Regions from separate parts of the Mus musculus genome. Here all the other regions are linked to region 1. Evidence: chromatin loops called from intact Hi-C (ENCODE). Cell type or tissue: left cerebral cortex. All regions are shown on one strand.

Region 1 (8,000 bases):
CCTTACTCAGTAGTTCTTTAGAGTATGTTCTGGATTGCATGGTAATTCTACCTGGATTTGCTCATTCTTTTGTGGCGCTGCATGCCTGTCTTCCTGGTGGCAATTTTGTTTACTTATTTTATATATAGGAAGGCTCTATCTCATGTACACCTGTGTGCTGGAAGCAAGCATTAGATCCCATTACAGATGGTCATGAGTCACCATGTGGTTGCTGGGAATTGAACTCCGGACCTCTGGAAGAGCAGTCCATGCTCTTAACCACTCAGCCATCTCTCCAGTCTATCAGCAGCGCACAAGAGGCCCAGCTTTTTCCAAACACTCCCCCCTGCCCCTTACTTACTGCTTCTTCTATTGTTCTTGACCACGCCATCTCAATGGTGTCAGGAGTGACTCACTGTAGCTTTTATTTGCTTTTCCCCAATGATTAATGACAGGAAAAAGACCTCTGCTGTTTAAACTCTGCTGAATTTTACAAGGGGGTTAGTGCTTTTCTCTTGCTGTTGTGAATCAAGTGGGAGGGAAATCTCACTTAGTCCTAAGCTTGCTCCAGCCCAGCTATCAGCCTAACAGTATTTGTTGAGGTCTGTCTGTGAGCTTGGGGCTGGCCTGGCACTTTACTTACTAGGGTCTTGTCTTACTAGGGTCTCATAGCCCTGGGAGTTACAAGTCATCCTTCCTGTTTGCCGATGGGGAGGTTGAGGAGGTGTAAACAGACAGGTACTTCCCTGTGATGACGTTGCTGAGATGACATGACATTTGCAGAGAGTCTGACTCCAGACTTTGTGTTCAGCCATCAATCTGTGCCTAACAGGGCATGAGATTGGGCAAGTACCTTGGTCTTCTTATCCACAGGTGGCATGAGAACAGCCACAGTCTCAGAGGCTTGTCTGAGGGAGGTATCTCATGGACAGTATCTGTATTGTTGTGATTTTTCTACCAGGTAAACTGATAACAGCTAAACTCTCCCTTAAATCTCATTAAGTCTCAGGTTCAACTTTAATCTTGGTGTTGCCCAAACTCCATCCATGTTTTTTCTTACCCTGAACCTCTTTTAGCTCCTGCTCACATGTTCAGCCTCATTCCCGACCAGTCACCTCTCTCTTTTGGTGCTGGGGAGATGGCTCAGGGGTAGAGCACTTATTGAGCAAGCATAAAAACCTGAGTTTAGATCTCTAATCATCATATATAAAACTGAGTGCCGTGGCTCATATCTGTCAGCTTTCCACTGAGGCAGGGGACATGAGACAGACAGGTCCTAGTGGTTTGCTAGCCAGCCAGTTTAGCAAGTATGTGAGCTTCAGATTCAGTGAGAGAACCGGTCTCAAAAAATAATGGAGAGAGGAACAGAAGAAAAAAAAAACATGTGGACCTCTGGACTCCAATGTTCACACAGGCAAGAGCACTCTCACACATCTAGACATACAGGGAGACACCACACATGTCATAGTTAGAGTGTGTCCACTTGACTCAAAACCTAGACACCTGGGAAGAGAGAATCTCACCTGAAGAATTACCTCCATCAGATTGGCCTGTGCACATGGCTGTAGCACAGTTTCTTAACAGCTAATGGATAAAGAGGACCCAGCCCACTGTGGGCAGTGCCATTCCCTAGTCAGATGGGCCTTGGTTGCATCAGAAAGGCAAGGCAGGGGAGCTAGCCAGTGACCAGTGTTCCTTCATGGCTCTGCTTCAGTCTGCCCTGACTTCTCTCAGTGATGGTTAACCTGTGAGTTGGAAGATGAAACAAATCCCTTCCACTCCAATTTGGTTTTGGTCATGGTGTTTTATCATAGAAACAGAAAACTACTTAGAGCAACATACAAAAATCAAAGGGAGGGGGAGGTCGGCGAGGAAGCTCCGAGGGTAAAGATGCTTGTTGACAAGACTGATGACCTGCGTTTGACCTCTGGAAATCCTGTGGTGGAAGTAGAGAATTCTCTGAAGCTGTCCTCTGCCCTCCATACACGGGTTGTGACACGCCTGCACTAGTGTACATATGCACAGAAGCCAATGAACATTGAGCCAACAAGAGCAGCTCTGGGAGGCAACGCCCTCCCAACCTTAAGCTTTCAGTTTACCAAGCCAATACCCTTAACATCATTCCTGTACATCCCAGTTTAACCCTTAACACCACCGGCCAACTGGACTTCGGGCTCTTCCCGTTCTGGCATAATACTTAGCCTGTGAGAGAGGTTTATTATCCCACCTTCTCTTATGGGGTCTGCCTTAGGGTTTTACTGCTGTGAACAGACACCATGACTAAGGCAACTCTTATAAAGGACATTTAATTGGGGCTGGCTTACAGGTTCAGAGGTTCAGTGCATTATCATCATGGTGGGAGCATGGCAGCAATCAGGCAGGCATGGTGCAGGAGGAGCTGAGAGTTCTACATCTTCATCTGAAGGCTGCTAGCAGAATATTGGCTTCTAAGCAGCTAGGAGGAGTGTTTTATAGTCCATAGCCCACACCCACAGTGACACACCTACTCCAACAAGGCCACACCCGCTCCACACCTTCTAATATTGCCACTCCCTAGGCTGGGCATATACACACCATCACAAAGGCCTTCTCAGGTTTTCTCTGAAATAAACCTGTTCTTATTGTGCAGCCAACTCCTCAGTTTTCTTCTTTAAAATGTTCTCTCTCCCTCCCTCCCTCCTTTCCTTCCCTTCCTTCCTCCCTCCCTTTCTTTCTTTCTTTCTTTCTTTCTTTCTTCCTTCCTTCCTTCCTTCCTTCCTTCCTTCCTTCCTTTCTTTCTTTCTTTCTTTCTTTCTTTCTTTCTTTCTTTCTTTCTTTCTTTCTTTCTTTCTTTCTTTCTTTCTTTCTTTCTTTCTTTCTTCCCTCTTGTTGCTCTTGCAGACAACATGAGTCTGGTTCCCTGCAGTCATCAGGGATGGCTCATAACCTGAAACTCCAGCTCCAGAGGATCTGGCGCCCTCTTCTGTCCACTGTAGGCACCTGCATTCACACACACACAAAATATATCTTAACAGAAAAGGAGAAAAAGATCTTCTTTAGGGAAAGGCTATACCTAGACAGTTGCCCTATTTCATAGCCATCTGTGGTTTGCTGATTGGCACACAGTCTCCATGGTGCCCCCTGCAGGCTGGTGTAAGCATGCACTGAGGGCGCCCTCTGCAGGCTGGTGTGGTAGTGAACTGCTTCTCAGCACCATGGTTATCTCCATCATCATCATCATCTCCATCTCCATCATCATCATCTACTAAGTGTCTGTTTATAGGACTAGACTCAGACCTGAGGGATGCAGACTGCCTCTACATGGGTGTGTGCACATTCCCATGCATTCACATATTCAACACACACACACACACACACACACACACACACACCAGGCTCAAAGCTTCCTAGGAGCCAGATTGACTTCACTTGTTTAAAAACTTCCAGCTGCCTGCAGAGACTTGCAGAGCGTTTCTGAGTGATGCTTCTGTGATAGGCAAGACTGGATGCTTGACCAATGTGCCCTTGCTAGTGACAAACCAGCCTCTAGGCGGACTTCTCTGCTTTTCTGTCTCACAGAGGCATTTGGGAGTAGAGTATTGCCCTTGATTTAGGTCTGCAGAAGCCAGGGATAGAGCTTAGACTCCAGCTTTAGCTCTCACTGTTCCAGATCCCTGGTCCAGAAGGCATTTTGCAAACTCAAGTGCTGCAGAGCACAGAACAGCCCTGCTGGAGCTGATGGAGTGCTGTGTTCCACACGGCAGGATCATACAGGAAGGAGCACGTTCTGGAGGGGCATCTCTTCAAGCTTGAATGAGCTCCTGGTCCTTCCGAGATTCTGACGTCTGTAAAGCTGGCAGGCTGCACTTCTCCCAGTCCCTAGACTGAAGACAATCAGGCCAGGGAGGCTGAAGCCTGCTTTTTGTTGCCTTTTCAGCAGCAGCTTCGGGGAGGGAACTGAGCTCTTTTCTAGGACACAGTTGGATGGAGAAGGTTCAGAGAGGATCTCTCTGAGGTGCAGTCTGTATGCTTGTGTTCGTAGGGATGCTCATCACAAGAACAACACCCATGAAGGCTTGTGGTCCTCGTACAAGCAAACCATGCCTAGAGGAAGCTGGCTTAAGTAGAATCCCCATGCAGGGAGAGCCTCATGGGATGACAGGAGGCTATGTGGTCCAAGCAACAGGGAGAGACCCTGAAGCTTCTCTTCCATCATCTCCATCTTTCCTGTGGCCAAGTTTTATTTCCTTAAAGGGAGCACTGTTTACAATCTTCTCGTGCCCAGAAGTCTTCCTGGGATGCCCCTATCCACAGATGTTCTTCAGTGTAATTGGTGTCCAAGGCTGCCATGACTAACCCCCTCTGTGCTGCTTTCTTGTCTTCCCATCTCACGTTGTCCACCTTCCCCCCACTTTATAAAGAGATGTAACTGTTACTGTGCACCAGCTAGCTGTCATCTATAACAATGTAAATTCTATAGTCAACTGTGTTTCTAACATCCCTATACTGGTCCATATACAACAGGAAGTTAGAGGCTAGGTGCAGTATAAAGAAATGAGGTTGGTTTGGTTCATAGTTTGGAAAGTGAAAGGTCCAAGGTCAGGTGGCCCCCTGTGACGTCTAGTGAGGACATTGTGATGAGCAGCATTACAATAGTGGAAGTCCGCAGAACAGATTGTTGATGAGATGGGCATCCAGGAAGACTTGGGATGAACATCATGCTTTTGTATAGGATAAGTTGCCCTGGAGAGAACTAACCAGGTTGGAGCACTACATCAATCTCTCCTGCAGGTGGCGCCCTTCCGCGCGACTCACTCTTATGGACACTGCCTTGTTGGGAGTCATGCTTCCAGCTCACAGACCTATCCAAGCCACAGTGAGCCCAGCACATCTTCAGCGCATTAATTTTCTCCTTTCAGTGAGAAAACAGGAGCTAAGAGATGGTGCCTAGGGTCACAGCACAGGAGCATGCTTTGCTGAGATGTGAACTCAAACATCTCTGGCGGCCTCTGAGAAGAAACAAAGCTTCCTTTGAGGACAGGCGTGGGAGTCTTCCTGATATCATATCTCCCTCCCTCCGCTGACCAGTGGTTTCAGAGCCTGCTCTCTATTCTCAGTCAGGAGCGTGTTTAGCCAATAAAAATCAGATTGCATTCCTCACCCCCATTCTCCCATTGCTTAAATGTCCCAGTGACTTCCTGCTGCACGTAGGATAAAGTCACCAAGATTCTTAGAGCAGATTCTTAGGGATTAGCAGAATCTGGTTTCAGAGACCTGCTGACCTCATCTAGTTCCCTCCTCTGTCACACCTTCCTACACCCGCTCTGGCTTCTCTCTGTTTCATGAAATGGATCCCTTTATACATGCTGTTCACTGCTCGGAAATGCTTTTCCTGTCTTTAAAGCTTTAGTCTTCTCCTTCTGCAGACTTTCCTAATGCAGCCTCCGTCACCTCCCACACGCATTTTCTTCAGAGCTCTTGGCATTGCCGCCATCTCTTCATATATGACTCTCCAGCAAAATGTACCTACATGAAGATGGTCAGGCATCTCCCTTGCTATTATCCCCAGTTCAGCCCAGTCCCACAGGCCCTAGAAAAGAACCTTGAATAAATGGGCACTGCCTTTCCTGTGAGGAGAACAGGGGGTCTTCTCAGAGTGGTCAGCCACGGCAGCTGATTGGTAGATATTTACCAAATGAGTGGATAAATACAGATGTGGACAGGTAACGATCATATTGTTAGCAAAAAACATTTTGAGTTACATTTCAGTTCAATGAACACAGACTCCAAAGGCCACTGAGAGGCTAAACCTGGTGGCCAGTGTCTCCTTTACAGAAGTGGGAGACACTGCAGCAAAATGTAACTGTTTAATGGTGAGCATCACCTGCCATTGAGTGGCTCTTCTGCAGACAAGATGGCCACCTCTCCAGGTGGTCCGTGAAACAGTCCCCCAAGGAGCAACTGTTACTGTTTTGTAATTGTTCCTCAGTGCCTCCCACTCTAGACATTCCCAGGACAACCTAACTCTGTGGTTGCCTTATGGGCTATGCGTACTATGGTTCAGCCTTGTCTACTCAGCTACACTGCAGAAGAGCATGGTTTAAAAGTGCAGGTGGCTCTGGGAGCCCATTCATTCATTCACTTGAGCCATTTATTCATCATTCACTTGACAACATAATACTTGAGAACTTAATACCCGTCAAGTACTGAACAAGATGCTTGGGAGAGAGAAACAAGCACAACAGGTAGGGATTTTTTTTCTTTCATATTCTAACAGGGAAGGCAGTCAATTAGTAACAAGTGACAAACAGGGGACATGTCTCACCCATAGAGAGTCACCATTAGAGACAAAATAAAAGTGGACAAGGCATGCTGTAGGTGGCCAGGGTGACACTGAACCCCAGCATGTGTCTCTGAGCCAGATGGCCAATTCATGACCCTCAGTAATATGAAACCTTGGCCACAGCTCTTTAAGACTGCTGTTCAATAGGTTCGCCTCCTGAGAATCTGCTATTGGAAAGAGGAAGAGGATGGGTGGTAGCTGAGCAAGCAGGCATTGAAGATTCAGGAGATCCCCAAGTAGGAGTAGTATCATAGGGAAGAGAGACTGGGAGGTGGTGTTGGGCTCTGGCCCAAGAGTTCTGGCAGCAGACAGCCTGACCCTGAGACAGCCCAGCTCTGGAAGTGTGGGTGGATATCCTGAGGAAGGAAAGGGACTGTTGAAGAAACCGTGGTCCTGGGTCTGTCTCATGTTACCCTGCTAAGAGCTGGGTGGACACTGTGCAAGCGTGCTGTTGCTGTTGCTGGAGACTTGTTGGGGTAATCTTCTTATGCATGGTGTAAAGGTTATCTTGGTATCATTCAGATGTTGATTTCTGTACCAGCAGAGAGCTGAGTACTATCTGGACTTTGTACTGTTATTCTTATGAAACATCACCTGCCTTAGTATTTTGTAAACATTCTTCTGACTGGTTTAATAGAGAGCTGAATGTGTATAGCAGGGCAGAAGATGAAAGGTGGGAAATCTGGGCAGAGGTAGATACTCCTGGAAAGAAATCAGGCATGGGGGAGTCACAAGCCAGACACAGAGGAAGGAACAGGTGCCAGGACTGAAGGAGAGGTAATGGGCCACGTGGCAGATGGTAGATTAGAATAAACAGGCTAATTAAGTTATACGAGCTACTTGGGAAACAGCATACACTATAAGGCCTAGCATTCATAAGCAAATGTAAGACTCTGTGTGTCATTATTTGAGAGCTGGTGAGTAGACAGAGACAGTCTAGTGGTATTTGGTGCCCACTGTGGGCTCGAATCCATGACCCTGAGACTAAGAGTCTCAATTGATGTGTTAAGTTCAGTGAATGACACAGAGACAGGGATGTAGATGGAGCTTGGGTTGATGATCATGCTGGGTGACTGTGATGTCCAGGTCTTGGTCATCAGTGTCCTCCTCACCCACGTGGACGGGCAGCCTTGCCTACTACTGACTCAGCCTCAGGGAAGCAGGCCTCAGAATGCTTGGTCCAACCAAACTAGAATCTCAAGCGTGGCAAAGTCAAAGACTAGCAGAGGACTTAGGCTGCCTTCCTAGCACAGGACCATCAGACCAGCAGAGGACTTAGGCTGCCTTCCTAGCACAGGACCATCAGACCAGCAGAGGACTTAGGCTGCCTTCCTAGCACAGGACCATCAGACCAGCAGAGGACTTAGGCTGCCTTCCTAGCACAGGACCATCAGACCGGCAGAGGACTTAGACTGCCCTCCCATCACATGACCATTAGGCCATCACCTTCCCGTCTGTGCTCTGTGGAGCTGAACTTCTTCCTCATGTTTGATTGCTCTGCAGCAGCATCTCACTGAACAGTTCCAGCTGAGGAAGCTGAGCTTTATACTCTTGTTGGCCAGCACCCACCCTTGCCAAAAATATCATGATGGTTTGATCTGGTTCTAACCCATGCCTCTTAGAAATATGGAACCTGGGTCTAGTTCTTTGAGCCTATTGCTCACATGGAGTAGAAAATTATTTAAATCCTGGCCCAGAG
Region 2 (8,000 bases), 250 kb before region 1:
AGAATTAACCAATGGGTCACTGGGATGTGTAGGGTTAAGTGTGCTGACAAGGTGACGGAAGCCAAAGCCACCTGGGATTAAACCCCAGCTCTCACAGACAACCTGGGCAAGTCAAGAGAGCCTCTCTGCACTGTAGTTTGCTTATCTGCAAAGTAGGGATAACAGTTAAGGTGTTCTGTGTGCTCTATAGTGAGTATTCAAAACAGCATCATTACTACCAACAACACCATCATAATCACCATTAGTACCATCACCACCACCATAACCCCATCATTATAATCACTATCATTGCCCAACAGATGGCGCCACCATTACTGACTGCCATCACCAGTGCCACGTCAGGAGCAGAACAATCTGGGCAGCCTCGTCACACCCCCTGCCATTCCTCTACCAGAACATAGCTCTCTGGGAATGATGAGAAGAGCCAAGATGCCCAGAGTGTCTAAAACCTGTAACACGGTGACCTGAGCAGGACACCACAGGACACTGCTCTGCACCAGCTAAGGCAGACGTGGCACAAACCAGCAGTGCAGGCCAGGGTTCTCAGAGTACAAGGTTTCGCCAAGGCATCCTGCATATTGATCAGATTAGTAGCCCTTGAAGGGAGCCATCTGCTCTGCCTATATGGAGCTCAAGGTCCCTGGGAAGAGACAGGAGGGAGGACAGCCGTTCACGGAGGCCCAGTTAAGCAGGGCAGCTCCCTGCAAGGGGCCCAGGGCAGGTAGTTGGTGTGTAAGCAGCCCTGCCAAGGCTGACTGGGCCATGATTTGTGTTTAAGCTCTGAGAGACAAGGACTAGGCAGGGAGGACTGCCGCCTCAACCTACCGCCTCTAGTTGGGGCTGTAGAGAAGGCTTTCCACCCAACTCAGATGCTGAGGTCCCTCAGAGAGCTGGACCCAGAAACCTCCCAGAATGGCCAAACACCGGGCAAACATTCCCTATGCTGCCCCAGGCATTCATGACTCTGCAGAAGGGTGGATCAGAGCTGCCTCATTGTCTACCCCTCCAGGAGGAGGGATGGCTGCTCAGAGCCAGCTCTGCTGAGGGCTCCAAGATGCCAGTGTGGAGGAGGCAGTGTGCAGTGTGCCAACTGGCACCTCTCTTCGGCCAGGATCTCTGCTGTCATGAAACACATGTCCTTTCCAAGGCTGATTTTCTCTCTTTGTGCTGAGAAGCCACTAAGGGGCGATGCTCAGATCAAAGTAAGCTCTCCTCACCTGCCGCCTGCCCCCTTCTCTTTGTTTCTGCGTTCCTCGGTTCCTTTTTCTTCTTAATTATTATTTTAAAAAACTTTATTTCTGTTCTACGAGTACAGGTGTTGTGTGTGCACTATGCACATGCAGTGGCTGTAGAGGCCAGAAGAGGGCAATGGATCCTATGGGACTGGGGTTATAGACAGTTGTGAGCTATCCTGTGAGCGCCAGGAATTGAACCTGCGTCCTCTAGATAAGAGACCAGTGCTCTTAACCACTAAACCATCTCTCCATCCCTGCTTTGGACTTTTTTTTTCCTTTCCTCCACTTATTAAAAGCAGCTTCCAGAGTGGCCAAGTCACTAGAATGAGGACAGGAGCTGTCCCTGACAGCTGTGTGACCTTGTGCTGGAGGCGCCTCTGGTCTTGGCTGTGGCAGCACATAGGGAGCTGTTTGCATGGCAGCTAGAGTCAGAGAGTGGCACCATAAATGGGTGTCCCTTTCAAGGGACGCCTCTAGTATCCCAGCCATGCTGTACCCCTAAGGGTTCCACAGCTTTCAAAATAACACCACACACCTGACCAGTAGCCTGGCCCACCATGATGGACTGAGATCCTCCACAACAAGGAGCCAGAAATGAATCCCTCCTCTACGATCCTTTTACTGGGTGTTGTCTCTGCAGCAAGAAGGGCAAGTACTAGCCATGCTAACGAGGGCTCTGTTTAGAGGGAAGACTGGAATCTGTTTACAGAGTTTGACTCGGGGAGTGGCAGAACCAGTAAGGTAGCCATTATCTGAGTGAATGGCGAGGCAGCTCCGAGAGTGGCCGCATGGAGGTGGTGCATTCTGGGCCTGTTCTGAAGGCAGAGGGAATCGTACTCATGATGAGAGAGGGGTGGAGAATGAGAGAGAGTGCCAGGCTGCCAGGGACGAGATGGGCAGCCATTGCAGAATGCACCTGAGGAGGGGGCTGAGGCTCAAGTGGCTCTGAGCATCCAGAGATATGCAGAGACAAAGGTCTGGGGTCAGGTCAAGTTCAGGGACTGAACTTGAGGCACGAAGCCAGGGGCCCCCACAGGCTGGCTGTGATCATTCCAGCAAACAGAAGGAACAGAGAGCCCAGAGCTCACCACAGTCATCAATTGTGCTAGGTGAACACGGCAGACAGGGAGTGAGCCGTTGGCTGTGGGGGTGGGGGTAGGGGTGAGGGTGGGAGTGGGAGTTGTCAAGAAAGAAGGTGCTAGCCCCGGCATGATGAGTGACAATCCTGAGCTCCCTGCTACCTCCAATCCATGAAAACTGCCGCTGAACTGTTAGTGAGCAGGGTCCGCCACACACAGACTTCCTGGCTACCTACCCGACCAAGGGAGAAACGGAGGCACAGAGGGAACTCCTCACACCCCTCCCTAATTTCAGATCCAGGTTACCAACTGCAGCAGGACACTGGCCAGGGACAATTGTGCAGACGAATGACTGAGCCACCAGCTCTAGTAAGTTTCGGTGGCTTGGCCACACAGGATACAAAAGGACAGGGATTAGCAGATACAGGGCTGAGGTGCCCACAGCCAAGATGTGCCCCAAGCTGCCATTCCAACCAGATGACCTTGGGCAAGGACTTCCCCTTTGAGCCCACTGTCCTCAGGTCTGGCAGACCCCTGTATCCCTCCCACCCTACATTTTAAGAGGTACTGGAGAAGCCCCAGCCCATTTGAGGGCACCTGGGTAAACTGAGGCAGACCTCCTCCCGCCCCCTCTGCCCTGTGCTCTTCCACTGCGCACTGAGAATCCCCTGGCAGACACTGCTTCAGCTAGGAAGTGGAATTCCTGGCTCCTGCCAAGGCTCCGGGTGACAGCTGGTCTCTGCCCTGACCATGTCAGGCAGGCCGGATACCCTGGCACGGGAGGTGCCATTTACAGGAAGCAACCGGTCCCAAGAGGCTTGGGGCCTTTGCACCTTACAGCAGCTCCGTCTCCCAAACAAACACGCCATGCTGAAAGTGGGCCTTGAGGAAGGCCACACATTTGATTTTGAACCAGAAGTGTGGAAGGAAAGTCAGAATCTCCCATGCGATGGATCCACTTCTGTTTTGTTTTTCTTTTTGAGAAAGGGTCTCTCTACATAACAGCTCTGGCTGGCCTGGAACTTGCTAAGCTCCTGGCTGGCCTTAAACTTGCAGTGATCCTCTTGCCTCTATGCAAAACCTTGTGTCTGTCCCAGGTGCTGGACTTAGAGGTGTGAGCCACCACATCTGAGTTCACCGGACACATGGAGCATTCCTCACATTGGGCACCGTACCTCACAGCCGGCTAAGAACTTGACCTTGCCGGTGCCTCTGAGGAACAATGCAACGAATCTCCCTCACCTGCAGCAGCTGTGCAGCACTGGGCCGGGTTTCTGGGTTCTTATCCAAGGCTATCTTCAGAAAGTCTCGGAACTCCACAGACCTGGAGGACAGGCGTAAGTAAGGAGTGAGCCACAGCCCGGGCACCGCACGCCCAGGGCTGGGTGTGTGGAGACAGGGTCCATGGGACAGCCTTCTTATCATGCACACCACTGTCCAGGACACAGACGTCTAAAAGGAACATAAGCAGGATGGGAATGAGCATGGCAGTGTCAGAATCTAAACCTAAGTCCCCATTCCCAGCCTGGCCATGTGGCTGATTGGGCTCTGATCCTATTCAATATGTTCCGGGACATAACGGGATCTCGTCCTGGCTAACTGGCCTTGCTCTCGTGTCTAAGGTTTTGTATAGTTCAGGAGGGCAGTTCAGAAAGGCCTGGAGGTGGCCCTCTCCTCCGTTCCCCCCATCCCCGACTTTAGAGTCCACTGTGCACACGCAGACCCAGCACCACACGTCTCTGGAGTGGCTTCCGACCCTCCAGGATTACACAGCTCTCCTTACCACTTGGAGGGTGTAAGCAGGGTAGGAGGGTCCGACTTGGCAATCTTGAGCAGGACCCGCATGGGGTTGAGCTCGTGGTGTGGGGGCTCGATCTGCGCCATCTCGATCAGCGTGATGCCCAAGGACCAGATGTCAGCCTTGTAGTCATAGGGGGCGTCCTTCATGGTTTCACACAGCACCACCTCAGGGGCCATCCTGAGCCAACCAAGGAACAATAAGGGCTAAGAATTGGGCCCCTGAGGATGCCGCTCGTAGCTTCAGCGTCTCGAACACCACCAGCACCACACTGGAGGTTTGGCAGTATTTGAAGCCATGATTTGAATTACTGGCATCCTATTGTCTTCCTCAAGGGTCTCGGCCCGCTGCAGTTCCTGGAGCCCGCCACAAGGTGGCAGCAGCCATCCAGAACAGAGTCCTGGGGAAGGGGCAGGTGGGTGAGGGCAGAGGGGCGAAGGTTCCAGCAAAAAACAAACAAGGTAGGACAGTGGGGTAGACAGAACAGGACATCACAGAGAGAAAGGGGGATGGGAGAGAAGAGAAAGGAATAACGGGAGGGGTGGGAGAGAAAGAGTTAAGAGTAGTAAGCAAGCAAGGAAGGGGCTGAACACCATGGCCAGTTGTAAAAACAGAACACAAAGTAATCAGGTGTGAAACTGAGTGAGAGCTTGGGCTTGGGGTGCCACCTGGATGCCTGCAGCCTGGATGCCTGCAGCCTGAGCCTGGATGCCTGCAGCCTGGATGCCTGAGGCTGGATTCCTGCAGCCTGAGGCTGGATTCCTGCAGCCTGAGCCTGGATGCCTGGATGCCTGCAACCTGAGCCTGGATGCCTGCAGCCTGGATGCCTGAGGCTGGATGCCTGAGCCTGGATGCCTGCAGCCTGAGGCTGGATGCCTAAGCCTGGATGCCTGCAGCCTGAGCCTGGATGCCTGCAGCCTGAGCCTGGATTCCTGCAGCCTAAGCCTGGATGTCTGAGCCTGAGCCTGGATGCATAAGCCGGAGATTGGATGCCTGAGCCTGAATGGATGCACTGCAGGTGTGGGAAGGTGGGGCCCAGCTCCACACATCTGCAGGCTGAGGCCAAAGCAAGACTTCAGGTGTCTTCCTCTACAAGAGAGCCCTCTTCTCATAGGTGGTTTTTATTTTAAGTTAGAGTTTTGAAAAAGGACAAGACACAACAGGCGTAAGAGAGGCCCAGGGAGATTTCTCATGAGGACAGGAAGTGAATTTACATTGTTCTCATGTACCCCGCCCATAGCCAGCACCCTAAACTCAGTACAAGTGTTAGACGAACCAAGAGCTGAAGCACCTTTTCAGGAATCCGGTTTAGTTTATTAGTGGGGTGCTTTCCACTGTAACCCCAGTTTACAGACGAGGGCGTGGGGAAGCTAAGCCACTTGTGCTAGGCGCAGGAGTACCCAGAAGAGAAGCAGATGCTAGACACACACAGTTTGAGCGGCTGACTAAGGGCTCTGAACTGGCACCGCGTGCCCCACACACAATCCACCCAGAGGCAACTAACCACGGGGTGTTAGGCTTGCTATGTCCCCAGAGGCCCCACGACTCACCAGTAAGGTGTCCCTATGAAGGAGTCTCGCTTTTGCAGAGTTTTCAGATTCTTGGCAGACACACCAAAATCAGCTGCAAGACAAAACCCTAAGATAAAGTCATGGTCGAGGGAGTCTTCCCCACCCACACCCTTTGGGTAAAGTCCTTGGTGTGGTGTGGACTCAGGAACACAATTTCGGGACTCGGGGATGAGGCAAGCATGCTTGGGGACTTTTTGTTTGTTTGTTTGTTTGTGAGACCCTGTCTTAAAAAAAAAAAAAGGGCCAGGCTCATTTGATATAGTAATCTCTTTTTTTTAAAAGATTTTTTTTTGTAGAACATGATTTTAATATTTTCAACTGTTGATATTCAACAAACAGAATAGTTATTTTAAGATATACTTCATTGTTTTTAAAGATTTATTTATTTATTATATATAACTACACTGTAGCTGTCTTCAGACACACAAGAGGACGGCATTAGATTTCATTACAGATGGTTGTGAGCCACCATGTGGTTGCTGGAATTTGAACTCAGGACCTCTGGAAGAGCAGTCAGTGTTCTTACCCGCTGAGCCATCTCTCCAGCGCCCGGCCCAGTAATCTATAAATCCAATTAAGAATCTACAAAATAACACTAAGTACAAACAACTGCAATACTCATCAGTGTGCTGTTCAAATACACAGTGGCAACCAGAATTACATAACTGTCATTTAAAAAATAGACCTTTGTGCCAGGCAGTGGTGGCGCACGCCTTTAATCCCAGCACTTGGGAGGCAGAGACAGGCGGATTTCTGAGTTCGTGGCCAGCCTGGTCTACAGAGTGAGTTCCAGGACAGCCAGAGAAACCCTGGGCTACACAGAGAAACCCTGTCTCGGAAAAAAAAATAAATAAATACACAAACAAACCTTTTTAAAGTTATTATCTGTAATCGCTTGGCTTTGTCTTTTTCTTTTCTTTTTGGTGGCTCCTAATTTCACCTTATCAGATTCCAGTCCCATCCAAGGCATATCCAGAGCTACCAGGTGCTGGCTAGTCTCACGTCAACTTGACACAAGGTAAAGTAGTTGTTGGAAAGGGAGACCTCAACAGAAAGGGAATGCCTCCCTGCAGGCTGCCTGCAGGGGAGTCTGTAGGGCACTTATAAATTATTCACATGCACTACAGACCCTTCTCTATGCACATGACCCATTTCCCCTTCCCTCTTGAAGAAGGCGTGGCTCTTCACGCAGTCCCTGAGCACAGAACCTCGAAGCTGAGCTAAGCAAGTGAGAAGCTGGGGTCTGGTGGGTCACACCTGATTGCTTCCGGTTCTGTTTTTATAATTCGATATGGTGTTCACCCCTTTCCTGCTTACTCACTACTAAACTACAACCTGGTGCCTGTGCTAGGGGTTCACATATAGAGAGGTCAGGGGAGAACTTGTGGGAGTCAGTTTTCTTTGTCCACTATGTGAATTCCAGGAATGGAGCACGGGTGGCCAGGCTTGGCAGCAAGTGCCTTTACCCATGGAGCCAGCCCTACGACCCGACTCCCTCTCCTGAGCCACTCCCTTCTCCCACCTCTCATGCTGATTCCACTCCAAGCCACATTTATAAAATCACACACTCACTGCAGAAGTGGATAGTCCTCACACCCTTGTTATCACTAAATCTACAATCCCCAGTTTGTCCTGGATCGAGGTCCCTAAAAGTCTAGGGGGCTTTTCAAGCGATCGAAGGTCACAGCATGGAGCTGTCTGTCCAGGCACAGGAAACTACACAGAGGACGGTTGGGGGGCCAGGGTGGAATAAACTAGACAGAGAGCCACAAGCACTGTGACACCCAGTGATGGCTTCCTCTCTGTGACACAGGGATGCTGACCCTTGGTCCTTTAGAGCTCAGTTCGGGGCTGTCCTGAGGATCAAATTTACATTTACAAAATGACTCCACTCCCAGCTTAGGCCAGCATGAGTCTCCATACAGAAGACTCCAAACAGGAGCACCTCGCTACTCCCGAGGGCAGGCCTACCCTGAGAACCTGAGGCCTTAAGAGACTGAGGTGAGCAAGCCTCTCCTGGGAGTGGCCATGAATCAGATCCCTAAGCCCCAGAGTGAAGACTGGTCACAGGTACACGTGCATGTGTGTGCATGTGCGTGCGTGTGTGTTGACCAGAGAAAAGGTACAGGACCAGGGCTGCTAGGGGTGAGATTCAGACACAGGGGGAGAGTGGCCCCTCGAGGGCTCCTGGTAAGAATGGGGATTAGGTTTTGCTTCCAGCTAGGTCAGCCTGGATACCTGGGAGTCTGTTTTCCCACAAACACTCACCATGGGCAGGACATGTCTCCTGTCTCCTGGGAAAACACTAGTTGAGACC
Region 3 (8,000 bases), 60 kb before region 1:
GAAAACAATACAGACTTAAGAACAACAGAAATCTAGCTCTGTAGAGACCTGGGGGCAAATAGTGAGTCACTTGGAGTCTTGTTCGTTCGGTGACAGCACAGGGACATATATTTTCCAGTTGTCATCGTGGGTCACTAGTCCCATAGCTCTCGTGACTTAAGTGTCTGGAATACAACTGGGGCACTTTAGGCCTCAGGAGACTGGGATGCAGTGGCTCTGTGTCCTCCTCCTGCCTGCCCCTTGCATTTGCCTTTTCTACTCAAGGCAGGCATGGAAGCGAGGATTTCCCTCTCCCAAGGGAAGTCATGGAAGCTAAAAATAGGTTCTAATCTTTTCCACCTCGGACCCCCTGGCTATAAAGAAATTAAATTATCTGACCCACTTTGATAATAGATTATAAAATTCCATTTTGGAAGAGTTCCTACCCCATACTCTGAAATAAACTCAGAGGCCAAAAAAAAAAAAAGAGCCTGGCTAAGCAGGCCTGGCTGGCTTCCTCACTGCCTATTAGCATTTGATCTGACCCCTTTTATTTAGTCACAGGTCAACACAGCTGTCAATTGTGCCTCTGCAATGAAATTGCTGAGAACTCCAGGGGTCTGGAGAGCTTGCTGAGCACAGAAATTCCTGCAAGGCAGCATCCACAGAGACTGTGGAAGCACAGTGCCTCTCCTACAACCTGCCTGTGTATCCATCCCTTCACCTGTATCCTTTACTGCATCCTTGGCGAGGACCCTGAAAGCCTGTTTTCCTTGATCATGTGAGCAACTTAATAGTTCAAGAGAGGGGCCTGCAGACCATGCTTGACAGCTAGCTGTAGGAAGGGCAGGCAGAACAGCTGGTTTGCACCTGGCTGAGGCATTGAGGGATGGCCTGAAAGACAGCCTAGGGGACCCAACACACCGCTAGGTGTGCAGTGTCAGAACAGAATTGCCCTGACAGACAATTTCCACTCCATAAGGGAGTGCTGCCTGCTGTGGGAAAAAACCATCACATCTTTTACTGTCACAGAAGTCACCTTGAAAGAGTCAGAGCACAGGATACTGAGATGACATCAGAGTAATCCTTCCTTCCTTCCAGGTCATCAAAGCTAATGGCTTTTAGATTGCATAATTATGGAGGTTTGTTGGCTACCACCAGCCTCCTGACTAATGGTGACCTGACCTGGAGGATGCCGGAAACACTGTCTTCCGGTATTCTTGGAAGCAGGGACTATCCCTAGATTGCACAGTTAGCGTCTGCTTGACTAATGCTGATCTCATGATTCACATGAATAATAGTAATGTAACTTGAAGGATACTGGAAGCACTGTCCTCCCACAGCTATGTGGACTTAACTGGCCACTGGGCTATCACAGACCTTGGAAGCACAGTGAATCTCCCACAACCTGCCTGTGCATCCATCCCTTCACCGGTATCCTCTACTGTATCCTTGACAATGGTCCTGAAAGCATGAAGGCCCCTAACAAAATGATGAGCTACTGGGAACCCTTGGAGAGAGGGGCTGCTCACCCCGTGCTTTCCCTGCATGGTGTGATGGTTGCTCAGCAGCAGGGATGGAAACCTGTATTTTCTGGAGCACATGTTGTGTGCCACATTCAGGTTTAGGTGCCCTTCCTATCATTTACTCTTTTGAGAGTTCCCTGACAGTCTTCTGTGTCCTGTAGAAGACAAAACTAATGTGCTGTGTAGAGTCCTGGTGGCATCCAGGTTCCCTGTCTTAATCATCTCACCGTGGGTGGATGTGGCCAGTGGCCCTAGGATGACAGGTGGGTTGAGAGACAGGCAGATGCCCATCTTCTCTGAAGAGTTTCTTCTAATTTGTTTTTGATAGTCAGTCTCTATGGGACTCCTCTCTCAGATCTGCAGCTTTCTTGGGGATTCCCAAGGAAAATTAACACAGAAAATTCTCAAAGGAGCGCTCGACTCTGTCCATAAGTATTTGAAAACCAGCACTGTTTATGGGAGCAGGCCTCAAACAACGGCAACACCCAGTCCAGCAGGCTCCTGAGACAGTGGCCATGAGCCCTCAGTGGCTCTGGGGGTGATATAGTTCAGGGTACGGGAAAGGTGGTCCAGGTCCTTACCTGACTCATTCTTCTCAATGATGTCCACTACTTGGCCCACACTGAGGCTGATCTCTGAGCTCTCCTGCTTCTGATAGTCTGCCACTACCACATACTGCTCCAGGACCATAGGGTCCACTGAGGTCGGGTCATTCCCTGAGGACAGCAAATGCCACCAAACATCCCATTAGCCCCAACAGTCTTTGTTACAGGATTTGTCTCATGCCCCAACTCTTTATCCTTGTATCCTCTCATTCATTTTCTTACTCAGGCACTAATGTTTACCAAGAGCACTGGGGGGGGTGGGGTACCAAGAGGTTCCAAGTAAGTAAGATGAGGCGTATGCCCAGAAGCTGGCTGCCTTTGGGGAGCTCAAGGGGATGGTTTAAATTAGCTTGAGGTCACCACCCAGCCTGTCTCATCCATCCAACTTCATCCTAAGCCCACCTACGAACTCATAGGTCAACCGTGATGCTCTACATACTTTTGTTGACACAAAAATAGATGAAATGGATTCCTTCCAGCTTCAAATAACTCAAGGAAATGGGGGAGATAAACAATGAGAGATATGTGTATACATACATACGAACAAGAGATCAAATTATATTAGCATGGATACCCAGGATGGCAGAGAATGAACAGGAAAGGCAACACTGTACTAAATGAGTGGTCAGCAAGACTTCCTAAGCAGAAAGCAGAGACCCATGAGGGAAGGTGTCCTGGGAGTCAAGGAGGATTGGGCTCCTCTATGATAGAGAAGGCCTGGGAGCCTTCAGGAGTAGAATGAGGTTGGGAGGCAGAGTTCTGCCAGGTAGTAGGCAAGGTAGTGAGAGAAGTCCCCAAGGAAAGCATTGGTCTGAGGCCGAGGACTTGGTAAGTTTGGATTTTTAAATCTTGAATTAAGGCAGGGAATGGCAGGATGTACAGCTGGACAAGTGTCTCTGGCTGTCATGTGCAGAGAGGCAGAGGCTGGTAAGGGGGAGAGCACCCAGACTGAGGGTGTGAAGTCGTTAGGCAAGAGGAAATCGTGGCATTGGAGCTGGGCAGTGGTCCCAGGAGGGGAAAGTGTGGGAAGAGTTTCCAGGCAGCCTGCTTCCCTGGTGAGCAGTGTGTGCGTCACACCCTGGAGCTGTGAAGCCCTGCTGCCCACTAAGACAGATGGGCATGCTCACAAAGACACTCCACAGAAGACTTAAAAGGAACATCTCCGTTCAGAGACGTCAAAGAGAAGGAGGCAGCGTGACGTGTGTGTGTGTGTGTGTGTGTGTGTGTGTGTGTGTGTGTGTGTGCCTGCTTCTTGGCTCTGTGAGCAGGTTCTGGTCATTGACCCTTCTAAGAAGGCATATGATCAGGGTATACCCTAACCACCTGCACCCGAGTCTCCACTGGGCAGGATGAGGGGAGAGGAGAGATGCAGGATGTAGGTGGCAAAGAAGGCTAGACGGGAGAGAGCCTGGAAAAGAATGTCCTTCACCCCCATGGGCTGCAAACCATTGCAAACCTTTCTGGTATCATTGTGCTTGAGGTGGGCACTGCCTGTTACAGATATAAACACACTGAAGATAGTAAGTGACGTGTCCACGGGCTCCCCACCCGGGCTTGGAAATGGATGGCGGACCATAGATAGATAGGGAAGAAGGTAATGTCTGAGGTCATCCGGCTTTCTTTCCTTAGCAGTTTCTAGGTCCACCACAGAATCTAGTCACGATGTGTCCTTTCTTTATATTTCTCAGAGTCTATTATCACTCTTTCTAGCTCTCTGTCTTTAACTACCTTCTCACAGTTCAACAGTCCACCAAAGCCAGACAGCTACATAGGCTGGTGGTCTGACCCTACTGGAGAGAACTTCCCACCAGGTTAACCAGGCAAGTTCTGCTACTGTAGGACCCGATAATGCAAGGGGTCAACAAGTCTAAGGTGCTGGCTCTCTGGAGTTCTTAGCCACTGCAAATAAGGATTCTTTTATGTTCAACAGCACAAACCAGAGTCCACACGGAGTAGAGCCTGCTTGAGGGCCAGAAAACCCTCATGCTAATGGGAGCCACCTTGTCTTGATTTCCTGATTGGTCTTTGATGCCAGCCTCAATCCACCATATTGTTCACGAGTCTTCAGGTAGACAATCACTTGGTTCGATCATCCTCCACAGGCAATGCTCTGCTATTGTGGCTCTCACCTCACATAAGAAATGCCCAGTGCCTGCAAAGCTCTGCTTGATCTGCCTGGTAACCAGTGAGAACACATCCCCACACCCCACTCCAGAGGGCAGAAGGGAAACTTATCTCCTGTTCTTATTATTCTACACTAACAAGACTGCTGATCTGAGGCTGGCTACATTGAACATTTGGGAAAACACCTTTCCACTTGGGAATAGTATGAGATTTAGAATCAGTTTGTGGGTCTAAACAGAGGTATGTACAACTGCTTGATGTTCTTATGGAAAGAGGCTTGCCCTGCTTCACCTGTTCATTTCTCCTGGCCTCAATGGGAATGTGATGGCTGGTGCTCCAGCAGCCATCTTGGACCAGAAGGTAACCTTGAGAACACTGGCCCGTATGGCAAAGCTGTAAGGTAGGCCCCTGATCCTTTACCATCAAATGCTACGCCAAGCTCAGCTATCTTTTGTGTTTGAACTAATAAACACTATTGAATCGTTTCAGCTATAATCCTTTAGAAGTTTCTGTCACCAGCAGCCAAATCTACCTCACGTTTGTATGCCTTACCTAGCCATGTTGAGCCAGCAGCCTTAGCGCTCCCTATTTCTCAGAGCTTGAAGCACATGCTGTTCTCTTTTCGAGAGACAGTCTTCACCAGCCGTTGGCATCCCTGGATCCTTTCCTCAAGGGCACCTGCGTTGACCCCTCTGACAGCCTGGCATTGCCTCTGCAACTTTTGTTCCTTTCTGGTTTGCTTTTTAATTAAAACTATATTTTAAAGATCAATTTGAGTTGTGTGTAAATGTGTGGGTATGTGCACACACCGGCTGACTCCCATGGAAGTCAGAGGACCACCCAGCGCTAAAGTTACATGCAGCTGTGGGCAGCCTGGTGTGAGTGCTGGAAACTGAGCTTGGTCCTTCAGCAAGAGCACAAGTGCTCTTAACTACTGAGCCATCCCTTTGGCCTCTCCATGTTACTTAAAAAAAAAAAAATCAACTCCATGCATTTCCCTGTCTCCCTGTGTATGTTTCCCTGCTGTGGTTTAGGTATCTGTGTTCTAGCAGGAATCCTCTGGTTTGCAGGCTTCTAAAAAATTAATTAATTAATGTGTATGAGTATTTGCCTATATGTGTGTGAATCAAATGCCTGCCTGATGCTTGCAGGTCAGAAGAGGGCGTCGGATCCCTGGAACTGGTTCTGAGCCACAGTGTGGGTCCTGGGAACTCACCCTGGGTCCTCTACAAGGGCGTCAGGTGATCCCATCTACTCTGAAGTGTTTTTAAAGTGTTTGTGGGTAAGGAGGAAGAAAAGGAGAAAGAGGAAGAGGAGGAGGAAAGGTGAATACTATAATATTATTGTTGGTGACAGACTGCATATGACCTGTAATGTGTGAATTATCTATATATTATTTGGCCCTTTAGAAAAAGTTTGTCAATTCATGATCTAGACCACGAATGGAACCCAATGGAGCTCAATAAAAACCCAAATGGAATATTTTAAAACTTGGATTTAATGACTTCTTGTCTAGGTCCGTGGGGACTAGCACTGCCAAACACACAGTAAATACTGAGTGACAGAATCGGAAACCATGAGATACGAAGCAGAGGGCAGAGTGCTGGCCTTTGGTTACATGAGCAGAGCTCAGCAGAGCACAGGGCTCAGGGCTCGGGTTTGGGGCTTTAGGCTATAGTCCCTTTACTGAGACATGCTTCAGAGGTAAGAGCAGGGAACTGCTTCCAAGTGTTGCTTCCAGGACAAGTTGTGCACATTTTACTCAGAATACCCCACTTATCAACACTGGTGACAAAATGTATGGTTTCAGGTGATTAGACAGGAGGCTTAAATGAGGCTTTAGGGGGCTGGAGAGATGGCTCAGCAGTTAAGAGCACTGAGTGCTCTTCCAGGGATCCTGAGTTCGAATCCCAGAAACCACATGGTGGCTCACAACCATCTGTAATGGGATCCAATGTCCTCCTCTGGTTTGTTTGAAGAGAGCAACAGTGTACTCACATACACAAAATAAATAAATAAATCTAAAAAACAAATAATAATGAGGCTTCAGACCATTAGGTGCGACATAGAGACGCTAGCGGTGGAGTGTGATATTGCAACTAAGCCCCATTATGCATGGTACCAGGAACATCTCTCTCAAGGCAAATAGGTTCTAGATATTGCCACAGAGGCAACCAAAAGATTCCTAGTTGGGCATTAGTAGCTCATGCCTTTAATCCCAACACGTGAGAGGCAGAAGCAGGCATATCTCTGAGTTTGAGGCCACCCTGGTCTACAGAGTGAGTTCCAGGAGAGCCAGGACTACACAGACAAAGCCTCTTTCGAAAAACCACAAAAACAAACAAATGAACAACCCCCTCCTCCCCCAAATCCTCTAGGCTATGTTACATAGCCCACAGGAATGAATAGTAGAAGAGTTATTCTGTCATTAATGCTAAAAAGCATTCTTAAGCCACATAGTTGCCTATTGTACCAGAGAAACTTTTGAGTTAGGTGTTTTCTCTTTCTGATGATATGTCTTGAATTTTTAAAATGTTGACTAAAGCCAAAGTGAGACTTTTCCTTCCATAAGCTCACTAAATTGCCAGGCTTGTTGGAAGATTGTGAAAATAAGCAAAAATCAAGAAGAAATGTTCTTGCAAGCCTTCAGACAACCTTCTTAATTGTGGTGAGATTTTTTTTCCCCCTGTGGGATGAGCAGGATTTGGGACCACATAAGTCAAGTCTGCAGGAGCCAGTTGGCTGTGACTGGGCAGTGCTGGGGACAGACAAGCCTTCTCCCATCCAAGGTTTGGTATTGAAAATGCAGGGGTAAGGTCTGTTTTTAATTTAAATCTCTCTTAAATTCAGTCAAGAAAACCGGCTCTAAAATCAAGGCAGTGTCCACCAGTCAGATAAACAAGGAGCCTATGGAGGGTTCTGACTCTGAATAAAAGAAGGCGCCGAGTTCCAGCCAGTGGGGCTATAAATAAACCTGGCCCCATCACGGCAGGTGAGTGATATCAACCACGGTCACCACAAATTAGAGCCTCTGTTCACTTTCCCAGACAGATCCCTCATCAAGCCTGCTCCAACTGGACACTCTTATTTTCACCAACCAGAGCTGTCTCTTCTCTCTCCCTTCTCCTTCTCCCCAGCTCCTTCCAGGGGAGTCTCTGCATAAGCAAAGCCAGAAACTCCATGACCAGCCCAGAGCGGCAGCTGCTCACTAATCTTTGCTAAGAAAAGAAATGTGTCATTATCCTGGCTGAGAACCAGTTGCAGCTTTAGCAGGATGCCACAGTGTGGCCAGTGACCACTAAACCCCAAAGGAGAGCCAGATGTAGTCAGAGAGCAAAGCAAAGCAGGCTGGGGTGGAGGAAAGAGGGATGAGGTATGGTTTCTATCCTCACTTTCTGCCATGATCAGACTAAACTGACCTAGGCCTGCTCCCAGGAGGAGAGGGAGAGCACAGGCCTGAAGTGTGGACGGAGTGCTAACGGGGACATCTACAGGCTTGAGTCATAGGAGGGATAATTGAACAGCATCAACTAGATAGCACTATTGAAGGGTTTTACATCTATTATTATAGACCCTTTGACAATCCTATAAAGAGCATCTCGTGCATGGTGAGTATGAGGTATGTGTGTGCCTGTGTATATGTGTGTGGTGTGTATGTGTATATATATGTATGTGTGGTATGTGTATGTATGTGGTATATGTGTATGGTATGTGTATAAGTGTGTGTATGTGTGTTATGTGTATGTGTGTGTATGTGTGGTGTGTG

What was found. A loop is a pair of places that touch in the nucleus more often than their neighbours do. Peaks named below come from ENCODE experiments on the same cell type or tissue, not always from the same donor. Only the 100,000 strongest peaks of a DNase experiment are listed, where the experiment ranks them.
Region 2: a loop joins it to region 1, with 4 times the contacts of the local background. A loop is called at or near these places in 18 of 42 quality-filtered maps.
Region 3: it touches region 1 in a loop (4-fold over the local background); 8 of 42 quality-filtered maps call a loop at or near these places.

Annotation. Positions count from the first base shown.
Region 1 is chr11:32,338,048-32,346,047 of GRCm38, reverse strand. No RefSeq gene overlaps it. Among named protein-coding and RNA genes, the nearest start is that of Sh3pxd2b, 5.8 kb to the left of the region's middle. In left cerebral cortex, CTCF peaks have their summits at 3,032 and 4,742 (motif pointing right); DNase peaks (open chromatin) are centred at 3,693, 4,798, 5,362, 6,561 and 1 more place; H3K27ac peaks cover 2,033 bases.
Region 2 is chr11:32,585,048-32,593,047 of GRCm38, reverse strand. It overlaps Stk10 (serine/threonine kinase 10), which reads right to left. Exons shown (of 19, transcript NM_009288.2): 5 at 5,663-5,735; 6 at 4,098-4,292; 7 at 3,557-3,638. Among named protein-coding and RNA genes, the nearest start is that of Fbxw11, 54 kb to the left of the region's middle. In left cerebral cortex, CTCF peaks have their summits at 294 (motif pointing right), 1,373 (motif pointing right) and 4,476 (motif pointing right); DNase peaks (open chromatin) are centred at 353, 1,041, 4,462 and 5,559.
Region 3 is chr11:32,398,082-32,406,081 of GRCm38, reverse strand. It overlaps Sh3pxd2b (SH3 and PX domains 2B), which reads right to left. Exons shown (of 13, transcript NM_177364.4): 7 at 2,087-2,221. Among named protein-coding and RNA genes, the nearest start is that of Ubtd2, 53 kb to the left of the region's middle. In left cerebral cortex, no CTCF peak of the experiment used is centred here; DNase peaks (open chromatin) are centred at 3,148 and 7,435; H3K27ac peaks cover 906 bases.